Regions from separate parts of the Homo sapiens genome. Here all the other regions are linked to region 3. Evidence: chromatin loops called from intact Hi-C (ENCODE). Cell type or tissue: psoas muscle. All regions are shown on one strand. Each heading gives the region's core, and the rest is flanking DNA. Links, peaks and the distances in the headings are about the cores only.

Region 1 (7,825 bases), core at 1,671-6,670, 480 kb before region 3:
ATTGAAGAAAAAGGTCCTTTGTAATATGAATTGTGAATATTTCCCCCAATTTGTCATTTGTCTTTTGATTTTAATGTAGTTTAATAGAGCTTAATTTCTTAATAGTGTCTTATGTAGTTTGTGTCACATATAGGCCCTGTCCACTTTACGATTATTTTAAGTGATGGGTCTCTTTCAAATTTCTGCACATCCTTTGTGTTCGGATCTCACTTCCTACTTTAATGGAAAAATAGAAGCTATTAAGACTTTCAACTTGCTCCTTTCCTTTTATTTGGAAAGGCATCCTGTTTCCTAAGTTGGTATTGATTTGTTATCTAATTCTCAGTGCCCTTATTATATTTCAGTGATGTTGCCACATTGATTCTTCAACTTCTCCCTCGGTTCTAACTTCACATTAGCCATTTAGGTTCTTGTCTCTTATGTTTGCTTATTTGTTTGTTTTAAAGAACCAGTTCTAGGTGTAGAAAAACAGACACTCATACGTTCATGGTGGAAGTGCAATCTTGGTGCAGTCAATTTGGAGGGCAGTTTGAGAGTTAATATCTCTCAAACCTAAAAATGTATGTAGTCTTTGACCAAATTATTTCACTTTTTAGAAATGTACCCTATTGATATACCAAACATATATGAAAAGTATATACAAAGATATAAGTTACTGCAGTGTTTGTGATAGAAGAAGACTGGTAACTATCTTTGTTATATTTTTCAGTAGTTATGTATCCATCTATGTTTCCATGCCTTTAATGCAGCCATTAAAATTCACACCATTCTGGGGACTATTTTTTGCCATTTTTCTTTTCATTTTTAGAGACAGGATCTCTCACTGTTGCCCAGGCTGGCTCATCGCAGCCTCAAACTACTGGGCTCAAGCAATCCTCCCACTTCAGCCTCTCTGGTAGCTAGGATTACAGGTGCATTCTGCCATGCCTTGCTAATTATTTTTTTTTTTTAGAGATAAGGTCTTGCTTTGTTGCCCAAGCTGGTCTCAAAATCCTGGCTTCAAGTGATTTTCCCACCTCAGCCTCCCAAAGTGTGGGACTACAGGCATGAGCCACCTCGCCTGGCCACTAATTGATTTTCTTTTAGAATTTTGAAGGAGTACACTGTTATCCAGTTTTGCTCTTGTTGCTCTCTTTTTCCTTTTCCTCTGCTCTTTTTTTTTTTTTTTTTTTTGAGACGGAGTCTCGCTCCGTCGCCCAGGCTGGAGTGCAGTGACGTGATCTCGGCTCACTGCAAGCTCCGCCTCCCGGGTTCACGCCATTCTTCTGCCTCAGCCTCCCTAGCAGCTGGGACTACAGGCGCACTCCGCCACGCTTGGCTTATTTTTTGTATTTTTTTTTAGTAGAGGCAGGGTTTCACCGTGTTAGCCAGGATGGTCTCGATCTCCTGACCTTGTGATCCGCCCGCCTTGGCCTCCCAAACTGCTGGGATTACAGGCATGAGCCACCGCGCCTGGCCCCTTTTCCTCTGTTCTTTATGACTTTCTGTCCTGATCTGCCAGTTTAAAAAAAATAGTTTTTCAGGCCGGGCGCGGTGGCTCACGCCTGTAATCCCAGCTCTTTGGGAGGCCAAGACGGGCGGATCACGAGGTCAGGACATCGAGACCATCCTGGCTAACACGGTGAAACCCCGTCTCTACTAAAAATACAAAAAAATTAGCCGGGCGTGGTGGCAGTTGCCTATAGTCCCAGCTACTCCGGAGGCTGAGGCAGGAGAATGGCGTGAACTCGGGAGGCGGAACTTGCAGTGAGCCGAGATCGCGCCACTGCACTCCAGCCTGGGAGACAGAGCGAGACTCCGTCTCAAAAAAAAAAAAAAAAAATTTCTCCCCTTTGTCGTTTTATCTACTGTTTATAAAATTGTTTTTAACTTCCTCTTCCAATTCTTCTGTTGAAATTTTAAATTCCATTATTTTTAATTTCTAAGAACTGCTTTTACCCATTTGAGTTTTTTAAAAATTATGAATTGTTGAATTTTATCAAATGCTTTTTCTATATCTATTGAGATCATATGATATTTTCTCCTTTAATCCATTATGGTGGTAATTCTACAAAGTAGTATTTTAAATGTTTAATCACTCTTGAATACTTTGGATAAGCTTATATGATCATGCTTTTTTTACATTGCTGTGTTAGTTTGCTATTTTGTTCATGAGCTCATATTTTGTATATATATCTGTGTCCATGATTGAAATCAGTATATAATTTTCCTTTGTTGTACTGCCCTTGTCTGGTTTTGGAATCAAGGTTATGCTGGTTTGATCAAAAGTTGGCTGGGGCTGCAAATTATACTGACAAAAGACAAATTAACAAGAGAAAAACAAAGTTTTTCTTTTCTTTTCTTCAAAGTTTATGCATGGCACATACATAAGGAGAGCTCAGTGATGAGTAACTCAAAGAGGTAGTTAGAACTTGGGGTTACATAGCATCTTAGCAAAGAATAGAAATTTTTTAGAGAAGTGACAAGACAAAGGAAAAGGACATTGAGCTTCTAGGGGTAGCAAGTGTGGGAACACAAATATATGGAGAAACTAGGTAGATAAAGGCTAGTTAGCAAGGTTTGTTTGTGTTGACTCTCAGTGCCATCCTTTCTCCAGTGATGAGGCTTTTTATCTCCTTCCTGGTAAGGGAAGTGGTTGGGGGACACTTTCACAAGGGTAGAGGAAAGGTGGATGTGGGGAGGGAGGCTGAGAACTTCTGTGTCTGCTTTTTCTCAACTGCCTTCAGTGTGAAATAGTTCTTATGCCAGGGTAGCATACTCTGAACCCCTTCGTTAGAATTAACTAAAAGCATAGCATATAATTCTTTGGTACCACTTACCAGAGAAAGAAAGGGAAAGTATAGGAATGAAGAGATCTGGCGGCGGCAGTGGCTGGCAGGGTGGTGATGGAGGTGGGAGGCAGATGAAGATGGAATGGAGGACTGAGTATGTGTAAGTCATTGATAGCAGTAAAAGTGACTATTGTCCCCAAAGCTTTCTTGTCGAATGCCTGTGAATTTCGAGGGTGGGAATAACACACTCATGGTTATCATATGAAACCTATTTGTGGCAAGATAGTAGAAATAAAACAAACTGTGTAATCTGTCCACGATCTTGAGAATTTACCAACACTTGGGAAAAAATAGCAAGTGCTTAAAGAGAAGAATATCAGTGTAAAGGAGCATGGACTACAAGTCTGTTAAGTGGTACAGGCAGTAATTACAACCATTAAACCACTCAGAAGAATGGTTTATCTCCAGGGTTATAAAGGTAAAGCTTTATGTGGGAACCAGCATGTACTTTGGCATTAAGAGAAGGGAAGGAGAACAGAAAGTAAATAGAAAGAGTTTAATAAGAAGGAGACAGAGCAGGCATTTTAAACTGAGGAAATTATATGCAAAAGTACAGGGGTGGAGTTGGGAAGGGACACCAGTGTTGAAGTATTCCTGTTACTTGTTGGTATCATCATTCACCCTATCAGCTGGTAGGAGAGCACCAGAAACCCAAGTCTTCTTAGACTCCTCCTCCCCATTAACTCAAAGGTAATATCCAGAAGAAACAAAGAACATTTGTGGAAGGAGAGTAAGAGTCATGACTCAGTTTTGATCCTAAGTGACCAGAATAATAGATTTTAAAAATATATGGGTAGGGAGGTAGTTTGAAGGAGACAATAATGAAGAGAGAGACCCTTTCCTTTAAAATAGGAATAAAGAAGCAAAAGGTAGGTGAATATACCAAGAACTTCCAATTAAAAGATGAGGGAACTTGTAGTAATCTCCCTTCTGTGTGTTAGAGAATGCGGCTATGTAGCTTTGTACCTTGAGGGACTTAACAAGGGTTAATTATAATCAACTGTTGAAACACACTGTTCTAAACGCAGTATTATTCACTTGCCACCTATTTTGGGAGTTCATGTATAAGCATATAAAATTACCATTAGACTGTTTCAAAGTGGTAGACCTTATTTTAAAGTAAGAGCATTTATTTTACATGTTTAAAATAAGGGATATGTAAATCTTTCCTTTCTCCCTACTCACCTCTGTTCACCACAGGCAGTCATTGTTGACATCATCTTGTGCTTCATTCTAGAAAAATTTGGCATATATGTATATAATATTACACGTTATGTGTTACAAGTATATATTAACATACATATCTTGATAATGTATTTATACTATGTATCTTGAAACAATTTCATTTACATCTTTTAATTATGTGAAATCTTTTCTCTTTTCCTTTGGCCTCTGGCCCCATTTCCTTTATATAGGGAAGTATACTATGGGGATATAAATTCCAAATACCTGTTTTGTTTGTCTATCCAATTTTCTATTTCATTGCATTCACATTGGATTAAAGTTGCTTAAAATAGCAAAACATTTTCCTTTTTTATTTAAAATTTTTTGTCTTAAAAAGCATGAGGAGAAGGCATGGAAATATTAGTCACATTTCTTGGTATTCAATATTCCTGTGAGTAGTGTTTATTAAAAGCTCATCTTTCTTGCTTGGCATATCCGTACAGTTTCCTCCCACTAGAGGGCACTAGGATATTGTTTGTTTTTAGTGGTCTGTTTATGATGAACTTAGCATTAATTTTCATATGTTTTCTTATTTGTCCTGCATTATAATAGGAATTAAATTGTCATGCTGATGTCACTTTGTTAGCGATATATGGACAATTAAGGCACCTTCCCTGCTATCAATTATGACTTCGAAGACTATTTTGTGCTTAATACTTAAGAAGAAAGGGAGAGGGGGAGCTTAGAGCAATGGGAAGTTCCAGAAATAGACCTCTACCTATAGAATGAACTGGATTTTGAAAAAGAAGCCAAGATAATTCTGTGGGGAAAAATTTTTCTTTCCAACAAATGGTGCTGGAACAACTAAATACTGTTTGGGGGCAAAGTGAACTTTGTTTCTGATCTCATTCCAAGTATAGAAGTTAACTCAAAATGGATCATAGACTATAGAAAAAAACAAAGGAGAAAATCTTCATGACCTTGGGGTAGGCAAAACTTTCTTTGCACACAAAAAATACTCTAAAAGAAAATGTTTTGATAGAGTTCTCCAAAATTAGAAACTTCTATTCAAAAGACACAGGTAAGTAAATAAAAAGGCAAGCACAGACTGGGAGAAAATATTCACAATACATATACAGAAAAATGACTGGTATTTAGAATTCATATAAAGGAATCTAAAACTCAGTAATAAGATAATCTAGTTTCTTAAATGGAGGAATGATTTGAACAGACATAGCACAGTACATACTATATGAATGCTAATAAGCATATAAGATACTCAACACCACGAGAGAAGTGCAAATTAAAACCACAGTGAGATACTGCACACCTGCTAGAATGGCTAAAATTAAAAAGAGTGACAATAGCTACTACTGATGAGGGTGTGGGACAGTTGTAATGATCATGCATTGCTGGTGTGAAACAGTTTATTATAAATTTAATATATTCTTACCAGGTGACCCAGCAATTTCACCCTTACCTATGCATTTACCCAAGAAAATGAAGCCCATTGTTCACATGAAGACCTATACACAAGTGTCCATGACAGTTTGATTCATAATGGCCCCAAAGTGGAAACAACACCACATGTCCATCAATAAATGAATGGATAAATAAAGTATGGTACACCCATGTAATGTGCTATTCAGCAGTAAAAAAGAATGAACTACTCATATAACAGTATGGATGAATCTCAAAAACATTAAATGAAAGAAGCTAGATATAAAAGAGTATTTTATGATTCCATATGATTTGTATGACGTTCCATAAAAGGCAAATCTATCTATAGTAACAGAACAGATCAGTGGTTGCCTCGGGTTGTGATAGTAGTGAGATGAGTCAGCAACAAAAGAGAAAATAAACTGAAGTAACCAAAAATTATAAGTGTTATGAAGGAAACAAAGCAGGTGGCAGTATGTATAAAGGCCCTAAGTTGGAAAAGAAGACTGTTGATGGAGTATAGTGAACAAAGGAGTGAGTGGTGGGAGAGCTAAATAAGCTACCAGGTCATGCGGAAAGAGTCCTTAAAAGGGGCAGGAAGCGGGGAGGAAAAAAAAGAGTTCTTACTAACTTGACAGGGAACAGACTGTAGCTCAAATAGAAATCCTTCCTTCAGCTGGGCATGGTGGCTCACACCTGTAATCCCAGCACTTTGGGAGGCCGAGGCGGGTGGATCACCTGAGGTCAGGAGTTCGAGACTATCCTGGCTAACATGGTGAAACCCCATCTCTACTAAAAATACGAAAATTAGCCAGGCATGGTGACAGGTGCCTGTAATCCCAGCTACTCGGGAGGTTGAGGCAGGAAAATCACTTGAACCCAGGAGGCAGAGGTTACAGTGAGCCGAGATCATGCCACTGCACTCCAGCCTGGGCCACAGAAAAAAGAAAAGAAAAATTCTGCCTTCAGTGGGAGAGGGTAAGAAGGAAGCTGTGCATATGAGGTTTGCCTGGTGATTGGAAAGGGAGAGAGTTTACATCAGACATTTTTCTGTTTTCTTACATTTATTTTCTTTTTTATATATAAAGTAAGTCTGCCACCTGAAGGTGAAGAAGTTGAGGGGACAAACATACAGTATTCTTTTTGGGAGAGGATAGGGGAGTATGTGCCTACTAAAGAAACTTTGTAAGATGACTGAAGAACTATCGATGCTCATTAGATGTTTAGGAAGGTGATTTTAATATGAAACCTGTCAGCTTAGTCACACATGGTTTTTCTCTTGCAACATGTAACTGCTTGGGCCCAAACATGGAATTAATTAGTATATGTCATCAGAATTTAGGTTTTGCCTGGCAAAAATAATGAAGAGAGTGAAGGTGTTGTTGTGGTTGGCTTGCTTTAGTCTAGACCGTTGATGACTGAGTGAAGGTGTTTCTAGAGTCACATTATCAAGATGGACAGGAAATCTAGGCTAGAAAAGAAGGAAAATGAAACTGGGAAAGAGTTCATGAATAGGAAGACAATGATAGGATCATTGGCTGGAGAACACAGAATTATATACTGGGGCCATTTCTGCAAATGAAGTGGTAGGATAGGATGAAGTGATCTCAGAGTGACTTCCAGGTTTCCGAAATAGAGGCTCAATTATTGACATAGGTAATCCTAGAGGAGGAAGAGCAGGTTTGGGGGGGTAAGATGATGAGTTCAGTTTTGGACAGGCTGTGTTTGAGGAACCTGTGGGATGTATAAGTGGAGATGTCCAATGAGCAATTAAGTATATAGATCTGAGAGATCTGGGCTGTCTAAGTAGAGATTTAGCAGTTATCAGCATATAGATGATAACTGAAACATGGTAACAGAAAAGATTATCAGAGAGGATTTGTGGGATAAGAGAAGGTAAGGGTGTGTAATTTCCTTTTTCTACAACCAGAGTGGTTGTGGTGGTGGTTGGTATTTGGTTTTGTTCCTTTTCCTTCAGTATTGTGTCTCCTTTTTCAAATAAATCCTAGGAAATACAACATGGAATGATGGTAAGAGCAGAGTTAAAGTCCTGTCTTTGCTGTTTCCTACTATGTGCCTTGAGTAGTTAAACTTCTCAGAGCCTCAGTTTTTTCAACTGTTAAAAACAGTGGTATCAAAAGAATGAGAAGACAAACCACAGACGGAGAGAAAATATTTGCATAAGACCTATATGATAAAGGACTGTTATCCAAACTATGAAAAGAGCTCTTAATAATAAGGACACAAACAACCTGATTAAAAAGTGGGCAAAAGACATGGATAGAAAACTCACCAAAGAAGATATATAGATGTCAAATAAGCATCTAAAAAGATGCTCAACATCATATGTCATTAGGGAAGTGCAAATTAAAATCATTTGAAATACCACT
Region 2 (7,825 bases), core at 1,503-6,502, 85 kb before region 3:
TCTATCATGAAAGGTAGCTTTTGCCATTTTTTCCTTTTTGTCACCACCATCATCCATTTTTACTTACTGCATGTCCCACTGTTCCAACTCTTTAAAAATGAGAGGGATGATGCCAATCCTCCACATGTTAGACTGTAAAACACATCTCCTTCCACCTTTTTCTGTGTTCCTTGTTCCCTGGACACATCAGTATATGGGCTTGTTCTCACAAGAGTCCACTGAGATGTAAATGTTAATTTAGGAACTGTATTATTGTTTCTCCCCAAAAAGGTTGCTGATGTGCTATTCCAGTGTGTACTAAATCACTTTTTGCCTCATTATTTTAAAGTTTAAATAAATGAATGTATTAAATAGTCTTAGTGTAAGAGTGCGTTTTCAGTCACCATAAGCATAATAGCCTTAAAAGTGCTGTTGTGTTCTATGACACTGTGATACTATTTGTAGCTTTTATCCAAAGATGGTAAGCTCAGTGCCTCAGGACTTGAAGCAGGCAGCCCCTAAGCAACTGTTTTTTGTGTGAGCTGTGAGTCCCAGGATACAAGCCTCTCATCTTCAAGGTCCCCAAAGAGCAGCACAGCTGGTAGCTGTGGATTTTTAGGCTGCCCTCCTGTAAGGTAAATGGTCTTTTCCACCCACTCCCTTGTTGATAGAGTGCCTTGAGAGAAAATGAAGACACTAGAGTGCTGGTCTCAGACTGCGCTGAGGCATCGCCTGTTCTGTAAGAAAAAGCAAATGAAGATTCATGTGTATTACAACTGTTTCTCCTTTGGAATCACAGGCCTTTTTTAAATAGAGGGGGAGGAGGGGATAGTCCTAGACCTGAAAAGATTCCTTCTTGTAATATAAGGAGAGCTGTGAGCTGTGGATCAAAATGAAGAGGAGTGAGGGGAGTATGCAGCGTTGCCTGTGGCTCCAGCTGAGCTGGGAGCCGGCGGCTTTTCCTGGGAACTGTATGTGGTGCAGCACCTTGGGACAGCAGTGTCTCTTAGTGTCTTCCACACGCCCCCCTGGGAAATAGGCTTTCTTTGCAGACAGGGACTTTCCCATTTAAGTCAGCTAACTTTTCTCTAAGATGAATCGTTTTCATTCTGGGAAGCATGTTGGTAGATGTCATACCAGGAAAATAACCATTTCAGTCGGCTGTAATTTTGCCTTTTGGCTATACACATTGAGCATAATTATTTAGGGTCTTCATCTTTTTCCTTTCATTGTCCATTCTTTCATTTTGTTTTTTTACTACTGCTACAACCACCACCACTGCCACCATCATCTTCTTGCAAATGGCTAAGCAGTGTCTGCATTATTCTACCTTCACCCAGTAAACTGAGTAGAATAGATCTTCTGAGCCCTGTTCAGAAGCAGCTAAAACCGGGACTTGCCCAGGATCTGTCAGCTCTTAAATAGTAAGACTGGAAATCATACCAGATCTCCAGTACTCTTTCTACTGCCCAATGAAACTCCCTTCTTCCCCTTCACTCCCTCTTGCCAGCTTAGCCTACCTAGGAAGTAAAGAAGGCATAATACAAATGAAAATCATGGCCTTTATTATTCATCTGGTTATGCTAGTACTTGGTGTGGTGACTCCTTTGCAGGATTATTTTAAAGAATGGTGGCAGCTATGTTTTACTCACTTTAGAAGTCAAAGACTCACGGTAAATCTTAGCAGAGGCAAATAAAAACATGATACCAAAACCTAACATCTAAATCTGTACTGTCCAGTATGATAGCTGTTAGCTACATGTGGCTATTTGAATTTAAATGCAAGTTGATTAAAATGAAATAAAATGTAAAAGGTAGTTATTAGTCACAATCATATTTCAAGTGCTGAATAGCCACATACGCCCTGAGATACTGAATTTTTAATTTAATTATAATTTATTCACATTTAAATGTAAACAGGCACATGTACCTAGTAGCCACTTTAATGGACTGTGTAGATACAGAACATGTCTATCACTGAAGACAGTTCTATTGGGTGGTGCTGATCTAAGGGCTATATCAATAACACTGTGGTCTCCTGGCAAGTTGTACCCTCTCTGTACAGGGGAGGACAACACAAATACTTCATGAGCTTTGTCTTCCAGTGACCTTCTCAGCTCATAAACAGCATGGCTTTGCTTTTAAAAAAAAAAAAAAAATCTACCCATGTGACTGCAGTAATCCGCAGCCAGTAAACAGCAGGGTGGGAGGGTTGCGAGGAGAACTGATCTATTTTTATGCACTGCAGAGTCCAAGCAGGAAAACCTGAGACCGGAGACAGTGGTGACATCAAGACTCACTTCCTAGTGAGTTTATTCATGACTCAGGCCATGTGCATATTTCCACTTGGATTCCTCACAAGTGCAAGTTTCTCTTCTAGGCTACAGGTATCTGCAGCCAGGTGCTGTAATGGATTTATAGTAGCCCGCCAAAAGATCAAATATCTGAAGCCTGACGGGTCACAAAGCTGACAGGAGCCATGACTATTGCATGAATTCCAGATTTCACAGTGAAACAGAGCTGCTGCTGAAAAATGGGAGCACAGAGCTGTTCACTGGGGCTCTTGATTCTAGACACTCAAAGAGGGGTACAGTTCTCTGCCCCATGTGTGTTTCTCACCCAACCTTTTCATGGTGTTGAGGAGGGGAAGGGACAGCTCAGTGGTGATTCTTCACTTCTCAAACGTGTCCTCCTCCTCTGTCTTCATAATGACCTCCTGAAGTCCAAAGTGCCTTCCAAAATAGCTCTTGGAAAGAGGTGGCAGTTTCCTGACTCCCCAATCTCCCCCATCCTGGGAGATGTGTTGATGGCACTAATTTGCGGGGTAGCAGAGACTATAGTCCTACTCTCTTTACTGGCTGGGGCATTGGAGGCATGCAGTAACTGTTGACTACCACTGCTACAACTGCTGTTATGATTATTACCATTATAATGATTAATCACTCACACCGAATGGGAAGGGAAGTAACCTTCAGAGGTTCACTCTTAGTACTTCTGGCACATATGCTTAGGGCCAGGGCCAGTGAGTCTTCATTCGCAGAGAGGTGGTAGTGAATCTCCCACAAGGATCCCTACTTCGGGAAGCCTGTGTTCCTGGTGGAAGTCCCATCATATCCCTCAGGCATACTGAGATTCTCTTCTCTAGAATTACCAGGCCTTTTCTGTCACTCCTCAGGCATACCCCCCGTAGCTGGAGGGATTTCCAGTTGCCAGGGTTCTTTGGTGCTTTTCTTTGCCTCCTGCAGAGATGCTGAGCTGTGGACACCTTCAGAAAGACCAGCACTGCCTCATGAGAGTATCTCCTGTCCCTCTTTGCGGGTTTAGGTTCCTTGTGTAGTCTGCACATCCAGAGGGGATGTGTCATTCTCTCTCTACCATTATAACCTGGGGTGGCCTCGGGCATTCATCGTTTATATGCCAGGAATTGCTAACCTAAGCTCTGCTATTTGAAGGCTTAAAGACTGCAGATCAAAAGTAGACACAGAGGGCCTTTACAATGAGATGATAGGCCAGTAGCTGTCATTCTTTATTCTTAGTGCTCATCTAAGCCATGACCATGTCCTTCAGATGTAGCTTTTAGATACTTTTCATGTGAAAGACTGGATACCTCTAGTCGACATGTCAGGGCCCCAAAGGAATCAAGTCCCTTTGGCATACCTTCATGTCCTCTTTTTTTTGTTTTTCTGTACTTCAATAGATGCAAATTCATTTACTCTTTGGTCTGCCTGTGTTGGGTATTCTCAGCTTGGGGAAACTCAATGAGCCAGCACACCATCCTATGAACAGAACACCAATCTGAGCCAGGGACATTCCGAGCAGACAACTCAGGTCAGGGCTTCCGGACAGATTCCCAAGGTCCCTGCCATCTGGCAGATGGACACCACTGACTGTGGTCTCCTCTCCATCCACGGTGTCCTCAAGGCCAAGTTACATGCTTCTTTGTCTCATTCTCCTTCCCTTTAGGTCCGCAGATCTTTCGGAGTCTTTGTATGTAAAGGCAGATTTTGGTCTTAGATTATTCCAGCTCCTTATAAACCAAGACTGAATCTTGTGCCTGTCATTGTGAGCGCTATTCTGTAAAGGGATTTTTTTTTCTGGCATACCAAATCCAGAGCCATAATTGGACAAGTTTAATTGGAGTCATTTCTATTCAATACATGGATGGCAAAGTGGGTTTTAATTGAGCATGTAAAAAGGGCATTAATCACTGTTCACACAGGAATCACAATATTAGAACAGGAAAAATTCTTATAAAGTTTTTCAGGTTCTTGGGTAAAGGGGACTTTCCTCTTTTTATTTATGCTTCCATTAGGATTTTGAAGGAATGCCAGTGCACTGTTATTAACTCTAATAGCTTGTCCCTCGCAGCCAGGATGGTTTGGGGCCCTCTGGCTCTCAGGTTACCTGTGTAAATACAGGGATTCACTTGCCAGCACCCAGCTCTGACATTTGCTTAATAAAGAGCAAATGTGCAGAACCCAACAGCAGCAGCAGCCTGGCAGAAGCAGTAATCTGAACAGGATAAACATGCTTCCTCTTTGTGCGATGCTCTTTCTCCATCCTTCTGCCAAGAGCAGGATATCAAATGAAGGGGAGGTTGTGGTTGGAGTCAGTGAAGTGAATGTCTAAGTGGCACCTGCTTCATTCAACAGATCTGCTTTCCTGGGGCCTCCCAGTGCACATCTGCTCCTGACAAAGCCTCTTTTCTCCTCCTATTGGTCAGACTGAGAGCAAAGGCCTGGCAAGGAGACATACTGGTTTTGCTTTGTCAGCACAATTGCCTGTGACATTATAATTACACCAAATCTTCATTATTAGAAAGGCCCCAATTTAGAGATTTTCAGAGCCTAAATGGGATTTTCTAAGTGAAATTGATTAAAAAAAAAAAAAAAAACAAAAAACTTTGCCATCATAAAGCCTAGCAATTGCATCTGAGAATCATTGAAGGGGTCTAAATATGGAAACCGAGACACTGCTGTGAGTGAGACTACAAAGACCATGCTATCAGATTGGCTCGCTAGAGAGGCGTCCAGCAGTCTTCCGACTCTGCCCAGCCCATCCTCTCCTTATTCCCGTAGCACTGTAACATGCAGATACCTACACTGCATTGCTCTCACATGCTGATAGTTTCTCATGCAGAGGCCTGGTGGGGGAGGGGCTGGAGGGTGTTAAAATAAGTTGATGAGGTATGGCAGTAAAGGAAAGAACCTGTGACTTAAATAAGGGAAATACCAGAAATCTATATTTTAGGTGAATACAAAGCATCCAATTTAGATTGAGTTTCCATTTAAACAAAGGCAACTCTTAAGAGTGTTGCACAGTGTGAGTGTATGTGTCTGTCTGTCGGAGGCACGTTTATGATATGGAGTTGGCACACTGGAAGCTCTGGAAAGGTTTTAGAGCTGTGCTCTGGCTATTTAAACTTAATTAAAACAGAATAAAATTTAAAAATCAGTTCCTCAGTCACGCTGGCCACATTTCAAGCACTCTGTAGCCACTGTGTCGGACAGCACTCAAACAGAACGTGCCCATCATCACAGGAAGCTCCAGTGGACCACACTGTTTGAGGTTGGTCTGAACCTCTTGAAATGCCTCGGCTGCTTAAGGAAGCCTGGGAGTTTCTATTGCAGGCTTGTTGGAAGGAAAAAATGAAATTTGCCTCAATGTTTCTGGAACAACTCCTTCCAGCCATGTTACCTAGACTGTGTTCTTTTTCACCTTTTTGTATTTTTTTCTCCAAGGATTTCATGTCCTTTGCCTACTCCTACCCCTTGTTTAAAAAAAAAAAAAAACCTGAATTATAACAATGAAAAGGAAATTTAATTTTAGGAATGTCCACTTTCAGCTGACCTTCTCCTTGGCCTTCTCCTAATTAAACTTTCACAGCCCTGCTGTTGGACCAGACAGTCCTTTTCTCATTAAATGGAGCACCTTAGTAAAACAAGAGGGCATGTGAACACTCGGGCCAAGAGTGTGTAAACAAGTTGTGCATTGTGTGGACAATGCTGCTGGGTGTGGAACGCTGGGCTGCCAACACTTTCCATTTTCAGCAACTCTTGGGACCAAGGACAGGGCCTTTAATCTTGCTTCTTCCATTTGTCTGTGTCTAGTAGCTACTACACAGTTGCTTTGACTCCTGGAGAAAGCCCACGTAAAATAACAATACTACTTCAAATTTAGACAGTGTCTTTTTTTCTCAAGAACTTAAATCATGTAAGCATGATGTTATTTATCCTCATAGTGGTCCTAAGATACAGAAGTGGCCTGTTGGTTTTACAAATGTGAATATAGTCAACTCTTACTTGTTACCTACAGATTATCTGTCACGCAGATTACTCGTGACACATTTTAAATCCTTGGGCAATTTCTCTGAGCGAGCCAGTGTAAGCCTGGACCATCTCCTCTGCCCCCCGACCCAGCTGCTGGGTACTTAGGGAATACAAATTAGTTTTCATATTAGCTTAAAGAAGACATAATTAGGAAGGTAAGTCTGCTACAAGAAAATCACATCACAAATTCCAACGGCGAGGGGGAAATATGAGGGAAATGACCTCCTCTCCCTTCAACTGAACTAAGATCTGGTGGTCTAAGTGCACATTAGCACTTGGTGCTGGCATGCTTGCCGAAGGCTTTCCTCACGGGTGGAAGGAGCGAGGCTGTGCACCCTGCACCAGATGTGCATGGGAGGCTGCAAGCGCCGCAGCGGGGCTGGTGGCCCATCTTGCCCGGTGCTTTTTTTTTTTTTTTTTTTTAACAGTTCTGTGTTATTGTCAGGCCTCTTTATGGCAGATCGTGCAGGTCGCAAGTGGATCCTGACTGACAAAGCCACAGGTGGGTTCATCTTTGGGGAAAGAAGGAAGCAGCTGGAGGATAGAGTCACTGTGAGGCTGTCATTCCAGGCGCTGCTTCCTGCTTGGATGGTGGGATTCCTCTACTGTGCAGTCCCCCTCACTCGGTCACCTGATAGTTTTAGTAACCATTGATTCCATTGATTATCTGATTTTTCTAGTGTTAAATGTTTCCTTTTCATTTATTAGCTGGAATTCTTTTTTAAGAGACAGGGTCTTACTACATTACCCAGGCTGGAGTGCAGTGGCTATTCCCAGACTACAGGTTCGAACTGCTGGCCTCAAGTGATCCTCCCACCTCTAGTTGGGATTCTTTTATAAAGAACTTGTCCCCATTAACAATTTGGCTATGCTAAGTACAGTTCAGATAGGAAAAGCAGGAGAAAAACTTGATGAAGATGAACTTTATTGGGATAGAGTTCTTTCCATCTTACTCTAAAGCCCCATTACTGTCTATTTCCACTTACTGATCTGCTTTTTTCAGGTGTCTCACTGCCTAGAGCAAATTTAATTCTGCCCTTTATGTGCTCTTAAAAAGTTTTAGTTTTTTTGTGGTTTTTTTCCTAAATGGTGCTCTACAGATTATGCTGAGTGAGGGGATGAAAAGTCACGAGTACATCTTTGGAAGCTTCCTTGCCTCAGCGTATCCCTGCTCAGATAGAAGAGGCAGGGACTGGATGACAGGCACATGGGGGTTCATTGTACTCCTCCCTCTCCTGGTGCCTATTTGACATTTTCCATCATAAAAAGTTTGAAGAAAAAAAAAAGTTTGAAAGTAATAATAACAGAAAAATAAATAAATCTCCCTTCCTAACTCTGAGTAACTCCTGAGTGGGCCTGCTGTTCATTTCTGCACCTGACTGTTGCAGGCTCCTGGTGACTTTCTTCTTCTGAGGTTTGTCATCTGGGCTCCACTTTCCATTTTAAAATATTGGTGCACTCTGCATATTGCCATGATCTATCCTCTGGGACACAGACTTCAACCTGAGTGTTGTTCC
Region 3 (7,825 bases), core at 1,329-6,328:
CATGCCTCCAGCTAAACCCCTTTCTCCAAGGCCTAGAATGCAAACCTGGCCACACACAGGATCCAGTAAGTCCCAGGCAATTGAGGGGTCTAGCTGGTGGCAAGGCCTGGAGGGAGGACATCAGATCACCGGGCATTTGGCCCATCTCTGCCAGTTAAGGACTGAGGTCCACTGCTAGTCACTGTGACAGAGCCTGTTCTATATGTTGGTAAAGCCAACCTCTCCTATTCCTTAGTAATATTAATAGAATCCTGATTTTTTAGAATTGCAAAATTTCAAATATAGACCTTAAGACTTTTACTTAAAAACAGACTAAAGGCCGGGTGCAATGGCTCATGCCTATAATCTCAGCACTTTGGGAAGCTGAGGTGGGTGGATCACTTGAGGTCAGGAGTTTGAGACCAGCCTGGCCAACATGGTGAAACCCTTCTCTACTAAACCATTCTCTACTAAAAATACAAAAAAAAAAAAAAAAAAATAGCTGGGTAGGGTGGTACGCACCTGTACTCCCAGCTACTCGGGAGGCTGAGGCAGAAGAATCGCTTGAACCCAGGAGGCAGAGGTTGCAGTGAGCCAAGATTGTGCCATTGCACTCCAGCCTGGGCAACAGAGTGAGACTTCATCTCAAAAACCAACAAACAAAAAAACAGACTAAAGAAATTTTTATTATGAAAAATGTATAACCTATTTAAAACAGAGAATGGTATAAAGAATGCCACATAGCCGTCATTCAGCTTTAACACATGGCTAACCTTGTTTCTTCTATTACATTCCCACCCCATTATTGGATTATTCTGAAACAAATCTGGACATATAATTTCATCCATAAATTCAGTAAGTATTTCCAACAGGTGATTTTTGAACATATACACTAGTAAATATATACATATGCACAATATCATATAAAACACAATACCTTTATCACAAAACACAATACCTTTCTCACCTATAGAAAAATAATCACCAGGTGTGGCGGCTCACGCCTGTAATCCTAACACTTTGGGAGGCCAAGGCAGGAGGATGGCTTGAGCTCAGGAGTTTGAGACCAGTCTGGGCAACAGGGTGAGACCTCACATCTAAAAAAACCCCAAATAATTACCTGGGCATGGTGGCGTGCGCCTGTGGTCCCAGTTACTTGGGAGGCTGAGGTGGGAGGATCACTTGAGCCACGGAGATTGAGGCTGCAGTGAGCTATGGTTGTGCCACTGCACTCCAGCCTGGGCAATGGAGTGAGATCCTTTCTAAAAAAAAAAAAATCATAATTTATTCATATCATAACATACTACTTATTGTTTAAATTTCCCCAATTGTCTCACAATTTTTTAAAGAGCTGACTTGTTCTAATAAGTTCCAAAAATGCAAGGTCCACGTTACACTAGAACCCCAATTTTATTCAAGGGGGCAATGTGCCCAGGTGAAGAAGTATATTTCCCAACTTCCCCTAAGCAGGGTGTGGGCCTGTGGCTCAGTTTTGCCCATGAGGTTTAAGTGGAAGCGTGGAGGAGGCTTCCAAGACTCCTTAAAAGGAACTGTCAGGCCGTGTGTGGTGGCTCACGCCTGTAATCCCAGCACTTTTGGAGGCCGAGGTGGGTGGATCACTTGAGATCAGGAGTTCAAGATCAGCCTGGCCAACATGGTGAAACCCTGTCTCTACTAAACATACAAAAATTAGCTGAGTGTGGTGGTGGGCGCCTGTAATCCCAGCTACTCTGGAGGCTGAGGCTGGAGAATCGCTTGAACCTGGGAGGTGGAGGTTGCAGTGAGCCAAGATCGCACCACTGCACTCCAGCTTGGATGACAGATGAGACCCTGTCTCAAAAAAAAAAAAAAAAAAAAAAAAAAAAAAAAGGAGCTGTCGGCTGAGAGATGAGCACCTTTTCTCTGGAGCTCCAGCCACTGTATTGAACCATGAGGTGGCCTTCCAAATGGAAGTCAAAGCTAGAATGACAGACAGAAAGAATAGGAAACGAATTTCCCATTCTATTCTTATTTCCAGTCTTTATTATAGAATCATTTAAGATTAGGTTTAGTTGTAATAAGTAGAAAATTAAAAAATTTATAGCAGTGCCTTAAATATGCTACAAATTATTATTATTATTTTTTGAGACAGGGTCACGTTCTGCAGCCCAGACTGGAGTGTAATGTCACAATCTTGGCTCACTGCAGCCTTAACCTCCTGGGCTCAAGTGGCTCTCACACCTTAGCCTCTCTTGTGGTTGGGACCACAGACGTGTGCCATCACGCTGGGCTGATTTTTACATTTTTTGTAGAGACGGGTCTCCCTATGTTGCTCAAGCTGGTCTGGAACTCCTGGGCTCAAGTGATCCTCCTGCCTCGGCCTCCTAAAGTGTTGGGATTACAGGCGTGAGCCACTGTGCCCGGCCTATTTTTCTATCTCACATAAAACTAGTTAAGAGATAAGCAGTATGGGGAAAATACAGTGGTTCCAAAAAACCACAGACTATTAGGTATCTATTGCTGCATAATGGATTACACCCAAAACTTAGAACCTTAAAGCAGCAAACCCGCATTCCCATCTATTTCCCAGTTTCCAAGGGTCAGGAGCCCGGGAAGCTGCTCTCAGGCTGCTGCGGCTCAGGATCGCTGATGAGGCCTGCCGCAGCCATTCTCAGCTGCACCGGGTCCGGGCATCCACAGCCGGCTCACGCGCTGGTGGTCGCCAAGCCTCAGCTCTTGCTGGCTGTTGGTTCAGGGCTTCGGTTCCCAGCCAGGTGGGGCTCTCCAAAGGAGAGGGCAGCTCAAAACAACCCGCTGGCTTCCCCCAGAGCAAGTGATAGGAGACAGGAAGAGGGAGCTAGAGAGAGCCCTGAAGGTGGACGTCGCAGTCTTCACTCAATCAATCTCCGCAGGGAACGCCCTGCAGGCCCAGGTATCCTTCCGGTCCCTTCCTCCTGCCCCTGTGCTCCAGATCCCCCAGGCTCCAGCCCTGCAGCCCGAGCCCCACCCACTATCCTCGCCTCCCGCCCTGCCGCTCGGCCCTCCCGCTTCAGGTCTCTGTCTCTCCCTTTCTCCCTTCCCCTCTCTCTGTATCCTTTACTTTGTGCCTCTGATGCCTGACCTGGCCCCAAGCCAGCACCCCACCATCCCACCCTCTTCCCACCCTGCCCCCCGGCCACGTGCCCCCGGGCCAGCCAGAACGCTGACCCCTCCCCCTGAGTCCACTCCCCGCTCCCCGCTCCCCGCACAGCCCGGGCCACGCCCTACCCGGGTGCCCTCCCTTTACCCAGCTCCTTCCCATCCAGCCGGGTCCTGATCCAGCCCCCTGCTCCAGGATGCCCCCTCCTAGCGGTGTGTGAGGCTTTCATGACCCTTCTTCCTCCTTTCCCGACAGATCAGCGGGGGAGGTGGGCTGAGCCGCCCCTCTCGTCGTCACCCCTGCCTTGGCCGCCCAGCCGTGCTGGGAGAGTTTGGTGGCCGTGGCTGGCACTGCGGCAGTGCCCATGTCAGCTCTGGCGCCTCTACCGAACTCCCTGTTTTGGGGGCTCTTTCCCTACCAGGGTCACGTCGATGAGGAATCTACGTCCCTCCCAGCCCGGTTCCCACCTCTCAGGTGGGGCAGATGCCAGAGGCCTCCCGGGTCCACGCCCGCGGGCCACTTGGACCGCCCTGCCCCGGCCAACCCCGCCCCACCCAGACTCCCGCCCGCGAGCGGGTGCCGAAGCACGAAGCACGTACGCCCCCTGGTGGCCGTGGCGGGGACTGCCGCGCGGACTCCGCAGCCCCGCCCCACCCCGCCCGCCCAGCCCAATCCCACCCGCTCCGCCCTGCTCGCCCCTGCCTGCTCACCTACTGGGCTGCGCTGTCCACGCCTGGAGCCCGGGCAGCTTCAGTTCCGCGGAGGACAGGTGTAACCCACAGAGTGATTCCTTTACCGGGGCCTGCTAGGCTCCGGCCCACGAGGCAGGACTGGCGGCGTTCTCACGTCCTGGAAGTCAAGGCCCCAAGGGGACCGAGGCGCTGCCCAGGCTCCCCTGACTGCCAGCTCCGGCCTGGCCACCCAGTCCGCCCCCAGGGACCGGACTGGGTGCGCCGTCCACCCTTCCAGTACCTGGAACATTCTCCGCGGATTGGGAGGTTCTGGGTTCTGCCCTAGATTCCCAAGCAAAGTTGCTCCTTTGCTCTTGTCACTTGCCAGCTTCGTGGTTTTTGTTTTTTGTTTTTGAGACGGAGTCTCGCTTTGTCGCCCAGCCTGGAGTGCTGTGGCGCAATCTCGGCTCACTGCAACCTCTACCTCCCCAGGTTCAGGCGATTCTCCTGACTCAGCCTAGCTGGGATTACAGATGTGTGCAACCATGCCCGCATAATTTTTGTATTTTTAGTAGAGACGAGGTTTCACCATGTTGGCCAGGCTGGTCTCGAACTCCTGACCTCAAGTGATCCACCTGTCTCGGCCTCCCGAAGTGCTGGGATTATAGGCGTGAGCCACCGCGCCAGGCCTGCTTCTCTAAAGATCCCTGCAGCACGGAGAGGCTGCTAGGGCCCGTGCTTCTGAATAGGTAGCCAGCTGTGGCTATTGATTATCACATTTTTCGTGGTATATAATTTTAATTAATTTTTAATTTTAAAACAAGTGTAAATTGTTCTGCAAAACAACTTTGTTTTGTAGGACTATGCGGCACTTTAAATATTGAAAGTGTAGCGTCCAAATTGAGATGTGCTTTGTGAAATACCCCCTGGATTTCAGAGTTAGCACAAAAATAACGAATCGAAACTATCTCATTCCTTTACTGTGAATTACATGCTGAAATTTTTGTTTGTTTTTTGAAACAGAGTCTCACTCTATTGCCCAGGCTGGAGTGCAGTGGCGTCATCTCGGCTCACTGCAATTTCTGCCTCCCAGGTTCAACTGGTTCTCCTGCCTCAGCCCCCTAAGTAGCTGAAATTACAGGTGCCTGCCACCATGCCCGGCTAATTTTTGTATTTTTAGTAGAGTCGGGGTTTCACCATGTTGGCCAGGATGATCTCTATCTCCTGACCTCAGGTGATCCACCCGCCTCAGCCTCCCAAAGTGCTGGGATTCAGGAGTGAGCCACGGCGCCCGGCCTCACACTGAAGTATTTTTGATATATTGAGTTAAATGAAACATTTAACCTTTTTTAAAAAACGTGGCTACTAGAATGTTTTTAATGATAAATGTAGATCACATTCTATTTCTATATTTCTGCACTAGGAAGTGGGTTTGAGTTAAATCTAGTTTTATTTTCTGACCGTACTGCAGGTACCGGAGGTTGGGGAAACCATTGTCAGTGGAAATGGGGATGTGTATGGGGAAAGGTCCTGATCCTCAGAGACCACGCCCATAGAGTGAGCCCTGGGCAGGAGGTCAGCCAGGGAGCATCTCATAGGGCCCAGGCAGCATGAGGTTCACACAGACATAGGTACCCACAGCCCCAGCGGGCATTGGGGGCAGGCACTGAGCTTGGCACAGCATGATTCTTGGAAAGAACACGTATGGATGGCCTGAAGACCCAGGTTCTAGCATGGTTATGCCACTGTGTGACTAAGCCACTTGGCACAGCACAAGCAGTTAATGTCCTGTTCTACTCACCGAAGGGCTCACTGCAGTGAGCGAGACTCGCGAGGGGAAGCCCTCTTCAGCCCTGCCCATGGTGGTCCTCTCTGGAGGAGGGCATGTTTCTGGAATCCTGATTTGTTACCAGCACATAATTTTCAAGTTGGCAGAAATGCATCGTTTAGCTGGGTGCGGTGGCTCATGAGAGCATTCTTATTTTTGTGCTAACTCTGAAATCCAGGGGGCATTTCACAAAGCACATCTCAATTTGGACGCTACATTTTCAACATTTAAAGTGACACGTAGTCCTACAAAACAAAGTTGTTTTGCAGAACAATTTACACTCGTTTTAAAATTTAATCCCAGTACTTTGGGAGGCCAAGGTGGGCAGATCGCTTGAGCCTAGAAGTTCAAGACCAGCCATGGGCAACATGGCAAAACCCATCTGTATAAAAAATACAAACATTAGCCGGACGTGGTGGCTTGTGACTGTAGTCCCAGCTACTCAAGAGGCTGAGGTGGGAGGATCAGTTGAGACCGCAGTGAGCCATGATTATGCCACTGCACTGCAGCCTGGGCAACAGAGTGGGATCCCGTTTCAAAAAAGAAAAAGAAAAAGAAAAAAAGAAGTGCATCTTTAAAAGCCTTGTCCTATGCGCGTGAACACATGAGTGGTGCGTAGCAGGCCCTGATGCGCTGCTTACAGAATTGAGGAAAGCAGAGGCAAGGCTGCCCACAAGGAGGCCGCAGCTTCTTCAAGGAGCCTCTTGCCGCGTGCTGGCTGGCCTTGGTGGCCAGGACCCCAGGAGAGGAAGCTGAGGGAGGCCTGAATGCCAGCCGCACCTGGCATCCGGCACCCCCTTCTAGGTTCATTGCCAAGTACCGGCAGCCAGAAGGGTGTAGTTTTCTCTTAGGGAGTCCAAGTCCGTTGTTGCCACCTCTGACCCCTCGACACCAGGTCCTGGGAGCCAAGTCTTGAGCCCCAAAGAGCTCTGAGGAGCCCAGGTCCACAGAAGTGCCCTTTTTTTGAAAATAAACACCCTTCACTACATAGGTACACACACGCGCGCGTGCAGACACACATGCACACACACACATACACACAGCCAGAGGGAAATGCTCCTATCTTTTATCTTCTAACATTAAATCCCTGGTCAGGATAACTATTCAGTCCCAAGACGTTGGGGGGTGCACACACAGTACACCCTGAGGCCCGAGAGAGCAGGCTTGGGCCCAAGTTGCACTGTCCGGGACTCAGGGGGGATGAGCCCCTGAGATGCTACTTACAAATAGGGCTGCTCAGCCTGCCAGGGGGCTGCAAGGCCTCTGCAGCTCCAGGGATTGTGGGAGTCAGAAAAATCCTTTGTCTTGGTTCTGGGTGGGAAGCGGGACACCCCCAGATCCAGTGTCACAGCCACTCATTCCCAGGAGGACAGAGCAGTCTTCAGAGCCAGCAAGAAAGCTGTGGGGCTCAGAGCCCACTAGCTTTCTTTTCCAGGACAACGTGCCTCAGAAACCCCGGTCCCCTTCCCAGGAAAGGAACAATGACTCAGGCAGGTAGTGACAAGCCACCTGCCACTTGGGAAACAGCTAGACTGAGGCTGAGAGGTTGAGTGGTGCTGGGTGAGATTACTGGGGTTGGTGGAGGGGGGAGGTCGGGGGACCCAAGTGCCGGCGACTGCACTGAGACTTCTCCTGGGAGGGGTTTAAAAGCAGCTGCCTTATTGAGATCAATGGAATGACTGCTCACGTGACCCATGTACCTCTTAAGTCCCCTTCAGGCTGGAAAGTGCTCTACACCCCCAATGCTCTGAGTCTAAAAACTCTAAACCTGTGTTGAAACGCTGGTGTTTCGTGGTTAATATACAGCATCCTCTCTCAGTTACTCTATCCTATGACGGGGCACTGTTTCGCAGCCTGGGTGGAGTTGAGTCACAAGGTGGCAGAGTCAGAACCTACTAGTCTAGGGATGTCAGTTTACAGCTCAGTACCCAAGGTCCATGAAAGCCCAGTGAGGAGCCTGAAGTTGCACAGCTAAAGGAAGGGCTGGGACTCGAACTCATGGCTCTGTGGTTCAGTCCTTTGGCTAAAGGGTCCATGAACGCCACCCACAAAGAATGTATTGAATGTTTTGCTTCTGGGCTCTGGAGGCATCCAGGGTAGCTGGGGGGTTCCCTGCCAGTGAGGAGGGAGCAGGCACTGGCACACCATTCCTCAGTAGCCCGACCTCATTCAATCTGGCAGGTAGGTATGAAGCCGGGTCAACCGGCGCGAATGCATCAGCATGTAGGG
Region 4 (7,825 bases), core at 1,834-6,833, 160 kb before region 3:
CTCTACTAGGCAGTGCCCCCGAAGGGACTCTGTGTGAGGTCTCCGACCCAACCCCACATTTCCCTTACACACTGTACTTGCAGAGGTTCTCTATGAGGGTCCCGCCCCTGCAGCAAACTTCTGCCTGGATATCCAGGAGTTTTCATACATCCTCTGAAATCCAGGCATAGGTTCCCAAACTCCAATCCTTGACTTCTGTACACTTGCAGGCTCAACACCTTTGTGGAAGCTGCTAAGGCTTGGGGCTTGCAGCCCCTGAAGCCATGGCCCGAGCTCTGTGTTGGCCCCTTTCAGCCACAGCTGGAGCAGCTGGGATACAGGGCACCAAGCCCCTAGGCTGTGCCCAGCACAGGGACCCTGGGCCCAGCCCTTGAAACCTCCTAGGTCTCCAGGCCTATGATGGGAGGGGCTACTGTGAAGACCTCTGACATGCCCTGGAGACATTTTTTCCATTGTCTTGGGGATTAACATTCGTCTCCTTGTTGCTTATGCAAATTTCTGCAGCCAGCTTGAAGTTTTCCTCAGAAAATGGGATTTTCTTTTCTGTTGCATTATCAGGCTGCAAATTTTCCAAACTTTCATGTTTTCCTTCCCTTATAAAACAATGCCTTTAACAGCACCCAAGTCACCTCTTGAATGCTTTGCTGCTTAGAAATTTCTTCTGCCAGATACCCTAAATCATCTCTCTCAAGTTCAAAGTTCCACAAATCTCTAGGGCAGGGGCAAAATGCCACCAGTCTCTTTGCCGAAGCATAACAAGAGTCACCTTTGCTCCAGTTCCCAACAAGTTTCTTATTTCCACCTGAGACCACATCAACCTGGACTTTATTGTCCATATCACTATCAGCATTTTGGGCAAAGCCATTCATCAAGTCTCTTGGAAGTTCCAAACTTTCCTACATTTTCCCGTCTTCTTTTGAGCCCTCCAAACTGTTCCAACCCCAGCCTATTACCCAGTTCCAAAGTCACTTCCACATTTTTAGGTATCTTTTCAGCAGCACCCCACTCCTGGTACCAATTTACTATATTAGTCCATTTTCATGCTGCTGATAAGGACATACTCAAGACTGGGAAGAAAAGAGGTTTCGGTGGACTTACAGATCTATGTGGCTGGGGAGGCCTCACAACCATGGCAGAAGGCAAGGAGGAGCAAGTCATGTCTTACATGGATAACAGCAGTCAAAGAGTGAGAGAGCTTGTGCAGTGGAATTCCTCTTTTTTTAAACCCCCAGACCTAATGAGACTTATTCACTATCACAAGAACAGCACCGGAAAGACCTGCCCGCATGATTCAGTTACCTCCCACTAGGTTCCTCCCACAACATGTGGGAGTTATGAGAGTACAATTCAAGATGAGATTTGGGTGGGGACACAGCCAAACCATATCAGCTGTGTTTAAGGTGCCTTTTTTATGTTCTCTTTTCTTTGTTTTTTCTTTATTTATTAAGGTGCTTCTAAATCTGTTCATTGACTTATTAATTTTGGTAATTGTTAATAGTTTAACCAAAACTACTAACCAAGTGTTTTTTTTCCTCCAGTTTTAGAATTTCTAGTGTGTGTGTGTGTGTGTGTGTGTGTGTGTGTGTGTGTGTTTCCTCCGAGATTTGCACTGAACGGTTTCCAATAGTGGAAAAAAATTTCTTTTAAACAAATAATTTTATAATTTACCTGGTAATTCTCTCTCAAGTTTCTGTTACATGTTGTTAATGTCATTTCTTGTTCACGTTGGCTCTTTTCTTGGTGTACTATTATATTTCAATGAATACTGGATGCTGTGTTTGGAAAATTATTTCTAGAAATAATTTGGGGTCTAGTATAATGTTATCTTCCTCTAGAGAGGATTTTTGTTTGCTTCTGCGAGATGCCCGAGGGCACTAGCAATCCTGGATCATCTTAATCCAATTTAAGGTTTATTTATTTATTTATTTATTTATTTTAGTATTTATTGATCATTCTTGGGTGTTTCTCAGAGAGGGGGATGTGGCAGGGTCATAGGATAATAGTGGAGAGAAGGTCAGCAGATAAACACGAGAACAAAGGTCTCTGGTTTTCCTAGGCAGAGGTCCCTGCGGCCTTCGGCCCTGTTTGTGTCCCTGGGTACTTGAGATTAGGGAGTGGTGATGACTCTTAACGAGCATGCTGTCTTCAAGCATCTGTTTAACAAAGCACATCTTGCACCGCCCTTAATCCATTTAACCCTGAGTGGACACAGCACATGTTTCAGAGAGCATGGGGTTGGGGGTAAGTTAAAGATTAACAGCATCCCAAGGCAGAAGAATTTTTCTTAGTACAGAACAAAATGGAGTCTCCTATGTCTACTTCTTTCTACACAGACACAGTACAAATCTGACCTCTCTTCCTTTTCCCCACATTTCCCCCTTTTCTTTTCGACAAAACCGCCATCGTCATCATGGCCCGCTCTCGATGGTCGCTGTCTCTTCGGAGCTGTTGGGTACACTTCCCAGACGGGGCGGCCGAGCAGAGGCGCTCCCCACTTCCCAGACGGGGTGGCCGGGCAGAGGCGCACCTCACTTCCCAGACGGGGTGGTGGCCGGACAGAGGCGCTCCTCACCTCCCAGACGGGGTGGCGGCCGGGCAGAGGCGCTCCTCACATCCCAGACAATGGGCGGCCGAGCAGAGGTGCTCCTCACCTCCCAGACGGGGCGGCCGGGCAGAGGCGCTCCCCACCTCCCAGACGGGGTGGCCGGGCAGAGGGCTGCTCACATCCCAGACGATGGGCGGCCAGGCAGAGACGCTCCTCACTTCCTAGACGGGGTGGCGGCTGGGCAGAGGCGCTCCTCACTTCCCAGACGGGGCGGGCGGGCAGAGGGGCTCCTCACATCCCAGACGATGGGCGGCCAGGCAGAGACGCTGCTCACTTCCTAGACGGGGTGGCGGGCGGGCAGAGGCTGTAATCTTAGCACTTTGGGAGGCCAAGGCAGGCAGCTGGGAGGTGGAGGTTGTAGCGAGCCAAGATCACGCCACTGTACTCCAGCCTGGGCAACATTGAGCATTGAGTGAGCGAGACTCCGTCTGCAATCCCAGCACCTCGGGAGGCCGAGGTGGGCAGATCACCCGAGGCCAGGAGCTGGAGACCAGTCCGGTCAACACGGCGAAACCCCGTCTCCACCAAAAATACGAAAACCAGTCAGGAGTGGCGGCGTGTGCCTGGAATCCCAGGCACTCGCCAGGCCGAGGCAGGAGAATCACCGGAGCCCAGGGCAGGGAGGTTGCAGGGAGCGGAGATCTTGGCAGTACAGTCCAGGCTCCCCAAGAGAGGGAGACAGTGGAGACGGGAAAGGGGGAGGGGGAGGGGGAAAGGGAGGGAGAGGGTAGGGGAGAGGGAGAGGGAGAGGGATCCAATTTAAGGTTTTAAAATTTTCTGGGCTACTAAATGACTTAAAGCTGGGCTACATTTTATATCTTTCACTTTCCTGTTTACATTGAACATTTAGCACCATGGTGAAAAGACTTCATATAAACCATGCCTGAATGGGTATGGTATTAGATATTGATCTTAGAAGGTATTTAGAAAAGCTAGACAAGAAATTAATGATGAGGAGTGGCCAAAATACTACATGTTTTGAATATATGCTGTATTTAAGAAGAGGAAGACAGATTCAATGAACAACAACTTTATTACTGTCAGTTACTGTCCACTGTGTATTTCCGGAGTGGTGAATTTAAAAATAAGTCTTAGGGGCAAAACACTTGAAATGTTTGTAAAATATATTTTGTGAAATGCTTATGTGTCCCAGCAGAGGGCATCTTGACATAATGAATCCAGGTCCACTGCTTTTCTATGAAGGAAGATGGTTTTAAGACATGGCTTTGCTGTATTACTGTACTGCTTTGTGATAGTGTTAAGACCAGGCAAAGACTTTAATTTGACCCCTTTGTGTGGCACATGTGGAAAGTGAGACACAGCTGGTAGAAATGACTTCCATTTGATCATTTAATATTCAATTATTGAGGAATTATAATGTATAGTACATATATGTAACCTATGTAGATACTATGCACAAGGCAGGCAAGAGTTTGCTTCTTAGGAGTGCGAAAGGCTTATTGGGGGGAGAAAAGAGTTTGTTTCTGAAGGAGCTTTCATCCAGTGGTGGGGGAGAGCTACCAATAATAAAGTAAAATAATTTGAGAAAGCATTGGATGCTCTGAATAAAATAATGCGGGAAGGTAATGGAGAGAGAAGGACAGCAGATTGCTGCTAGTTTGGGTGGTCTGGGAAGGCTTCTCTGAGGAGGAAGGTTGTGACTGACAGGCAGTTAGGTGTCAGCAAAGGGAAGTGCATTTCAGACTGAGAAACACTGAAAGCAAGGACTTGCAGATGGGAAATGGGAAGGAGGCCAGTGTGGTTGGAGCCTTGTGAGGCAGGCATGAGTCAGACCACCCAGGGCCTAGGGGCTGTGTGTGGTAAGGAATTTCGAGAGGCAGCAGAGCACAGGGCTTACCTGCCCAGGCTCTGGAATCAGGCTTCCTGGGTTGGAATCCCAACTCCACTTAACCAGCGTGGGGATTTTTCTGAGGAGCTGGTCTGTAGCATTCATCATATCTGAAAGGTGACCCAGAAAAGGTAAATGACCATTCACTATATTGTGTTGCCTGTCAGAAACACTTCTAATTCTCTGCAGCACAGACAGCCCCTGATTATTGTTGATTTTCAAGAAAAAAAAGTTTATTTGTAGTGCAACTAAACGAAATCTTCAAGTAATAAAAACAATATCTCAAGTTGGTTGACCTCTTTTAGTATCAATCACCAGTATGTTGTTTGTTGTTGTTGTTGTTGTTGGTTTTTTTTGAGACAGGGTTTCACTCTGTTGTCCAGACTGGAGTGCAGTGGTACAATCATGGCTTACTGCAGCCTCAACCTCCTTGGGCTCAGATGATCCTCCCACCTCATCCTCGTGGACAGGTGCACGCCACCATGCCCAGCTAATTTTTTAAATTTTTGCAGACATGCCGTTTTGCCATGTTGCCCAGGGCTGGTCTTGAACTCCGGGGCTCAAGTGATCCTCCTGCCTTGGCCTCCCAGAGTGTTGGGATTACAGGCGTGAGCCACTGGGCCTAGCCCTAGAGGACTTCTTTTTAAACAAAATTGGATTTATTATTTCATTTTCTTTGAAATGATAAAGGATAGGTTAATAAAGAAGTGGAGAAAGATTCACGTGGTCTATAGACGTAATTAATATCTTGAGAGTGATAGTTTTGGTAAATTGTGCAGCAAGTAGAAAATACTTGAATATTTGAATCATATGGAGAAGTATCAAGATTGACATAACAAATGCATGTGCACCCACTGCCCAGCTTTGTCAGTTATTACTGCTTTCACATGTTTGCATCAAATGTTTTTTAAGAAATAAAAAGTACAGATATGGTTGAAATTCTCAGTGGAACTCTTTCTAATCCTGCTCCCTTCCCTCCCTCCCTCCACTGGGGTAACCAGTATTCTAGATTTGGTCTTTGTCATTCTCTTGCATTTGTCTATATTTGCTATTATGTGTCTGTATGATTAAACAATATTTAGCATTGTTTTGCATGTGTTAAATTTTATATTAATGGTATCACTCTGATACTATGTTTCTGTAATATGTTTATCTCGTTCAACATTTTTCTGAGATTCACCCATGTTGATAATGTGGCTGTTTTTAACTGTTATATGGTATTCCATTCATTATCTGAGTATTTCTTTTTCTGTTGTTGTTTTTTGAGATGGAGTTTCACTCTGTTGCCCTGGCTGGAGTGCAGTGGCACGATCTCTGCTCACTGCAACCTCTGCCTCCTGGGTTCAAGCAATTCTCCTGCCTCAGCCTCCTGAGTAGCTGGGACTAGAGGCACACACCACCATACCTGGCTAATTTTTGTATTTTTAGTAGAGATGGGGTTTACCATGTTGGCCAGGCTGGTCTCGAACTCCTGACCTCAAGTGATCTGCCTACCCCAGCCTCCCAAAGTGTTGGGATTACAGGCGAGAGCCACCGCATCCAGCCTGAATATTTCACATATTGGTAGATAATCAGGTTGTTTGTAATTTTTTCTGTTTTGACAATGTAGCACAGTAATACATTTTACATTGTGACCCAGAATAAATGAGTACACATATAGCCAAAACTACAATTTTTAATGAAATAATACTTAACCCCTACTGCAAATTGTATACTCTGTGATATGTTCTAGTCTGTTCTATTTTATTAGAAAAAAATACACTCATGAGTCACTGAAAGGTCATACTAGCTGTAGCTTGAAAAGTACTACTGGAAGATATACCCAGGAGGGGAATTGGAGGGCCAAAGATGTCCATTTTCAACTTTACTAGATATTGCTAAATGTCTTTCCAAATCCTGTTCATTTACATCCCCACAAGCAGTATGCTGTAGCGCCTGTTACTTCTCATTCTCACCATCGGTGTTACCAGTCTTTTTCATTTTTGCAGATCTGGTAGGTATAAAATGGCATCTCAGTGTTGGTTTAATTTGTGTTTTTGAGCTAGAGGTTCCAGCGAGTGCAGTAAGACAAAGTAGAGCACCATTTTGGATCTTTATTGACGTCTCAATTTTCTTTCTTTGCCTATTTCCTGTTTATACCTTTGCCCATTTCCCAACTCAGTTTTTTGGTCTTTTTTATGTCAATTTATAAAAATTATTGATCTATATTTTGTATTCCTTTCCCAATAATATGTATTGTAATTATTTTCTCCCAGTTTGTTGCCCACCCCCATTTATTTATTTTTTTGTTCATGAAGGTTTTTATTTATATTATTGTGAAATTTATTAATCTTTTACCTTATAGTTTATCCTTTCGGGATCTTGTTTAAGGAATTCTTCTTAACTCTGACTTTATAAAATATTCTATAGTAGTTTATTGTAGAAGTTATAATTTTTTTAATTTTCAATTTTAAAGGTATTTATTTATTTATTTATTTATTTATTTATTTATTTATTTATTAGAGATAGGATCTTACTCTGTCACCCAGGCTGGAGTGCAGTGATGCAATCATAGTTCTCTGCAGCCTCAAACTCTTAGTCTCAAGTGATCCTCCTGCCTCAGCCTCCCAAGTAGCTGGGACCTCAGGTGTGCAGCACCATGCCTGGTTTTAAATTTTTTTGTAGATACGGAGTCTTGCTATGGTGCCCAGGCTAGTCTTGAACTCCTGGCCTCAAGCAGTCCTCCTGCCTTGTCCTTCCAAAGTGCTGGATTACAAGCTTTCTTTTGTTTTTCATTGTTTTATTGAGGTTATTGTTTTACATTTAGGCCTTTAATCCACCTGTAATTTATTTTTGTATGTAAGGATCTAATTTCATTATTTTTCCATATGGATAACCAGCATCATATATTTAATAGCCCATACTTTTTTTTATCTTTCTGACACAGGAGGATGTTTATGAAATCTGCAATTCAGTTGCTTTGATTTGTCTATCCCTGAGTCAGTTCCACACTAGTTTAATGACTATAGTTATGCTCTTATTTATTTATCTCATCTCATCCTTCTAATCAGTGGAGATATAACCTTAATGAGTATAGCCTTGTAATTACTAATATGTGGTAGGATGAATGCCTTCAAATTCTTAAAATCTTATGAATTGTTTTGGCTATTTTTGGCCATTTGCACTTCTATTTAAATACTGGGATCAGTTTATCAAATTCCACAAAATCCCATGTTGAGAGTTTTATTTGAACTGTATTAAATTTATAAATCAATCAAATCAAGCAGCTTTATGCACAGTAGCCTAAAACTGGAAATAGTCCAAGTATCCATCAGATAGAAGAATAGGTAAACAAACTGGTTTATCCAAACAATGGAATATTACTTGGCAAC

What was found. Peaks named below come from ENCODE experiments on the same cell type or tissue, not always from the same donor. Only the 100,000 strongest peaks of a DNase experiment are listed, where the experiment ranks them.
Region 1: it touches region 3 in a loop (2.6-fold over the local background); 14 of 110 quality-filtered maps call a loop at or near these places.
Region 2: it touches region 3 in a loop (2.5-fold over the local background); 7 of 110 quality-filtered maps call a loop at or near these places.
Region 4: it touches region 3 in a loop (7-fold over the local background); 84 of 110 quality-filtered maps call a loop at or near these places.

Annotation. Positions count from the first base shown.
Region 1 is chr7:129,338,764-129,346,588 of GRCh38, forward strand. All of the region lies in intron 1 of AHCYL2 (adenosylhomocysteinase like 2), which reads left to right. LOC105375500 (a long non-coding RNA gene) reads left to right here and starts at 2,014. Exons shown (of 2, transcript XR_927962.3): 1 at 2,014-7,825. RefSeq lists an enhancer at 978-1,542. In psoas muscle, for the core only: a CTCF peak has its summit at 4,495 (motif pointing right); no DNase peak of the experiment used is centred there; H3K27ac peaks cover 950 bases.
Region 2 is chr7:129,737,420-129,745,244 of GRCh38, forward strand. The region is part of intron 10 of NRF1 (nuclear respiratory factor 1); the gene reads left to right. Among named protein-coding and RNA genes, the nearest start is that of MIR182, 29 kb to the right of the region's middle. In psoas muscle, for the core only: no CTCF peak of the experiment used is centred there; DNase peaks (open chromatin) are centred at 2,202 and 3,822; H3K27ac peaks cover 3,679 bases.
Region 3 is chr7:129,822,219-129,830,043 of GRCh38, forward strand. No RefSeq gene overlaps it. Among named protein-coding and RNA genes, the nearest start is that of MIR183, 51 kb to the left of the region's middle. RefSeq lists silencers at 2,989-3,038, 3,109-3,188, 3,489-3,838 and an enhancer at 4,159-4,208. In psoas muscle, for the core only: a CTCF peak has its summit at 3,690 (motif pointing left); DNase peaks (open chromatin) are centred at 3,163, 3,683 and 4,203; H3K4me3 peaks cover 1,924 bases; H3K27ac peaks cover 1,430 bases.
Region 4 is chr7:129,660,832-129,668,656 of GRCh38, forward strand. All of the region lies in intron 2 of NRF1 (nuclear respiratory factor 1), which reads left to right. Among named protein-coding and RNA genes, the nearest start is that of NRF1, 53 kb to the left of the region's middle. In psoas muscle, for the core only: a CTCF peak has its summit at 3,731 (motif pointing right); no DNase peak of the experiment used is centred there.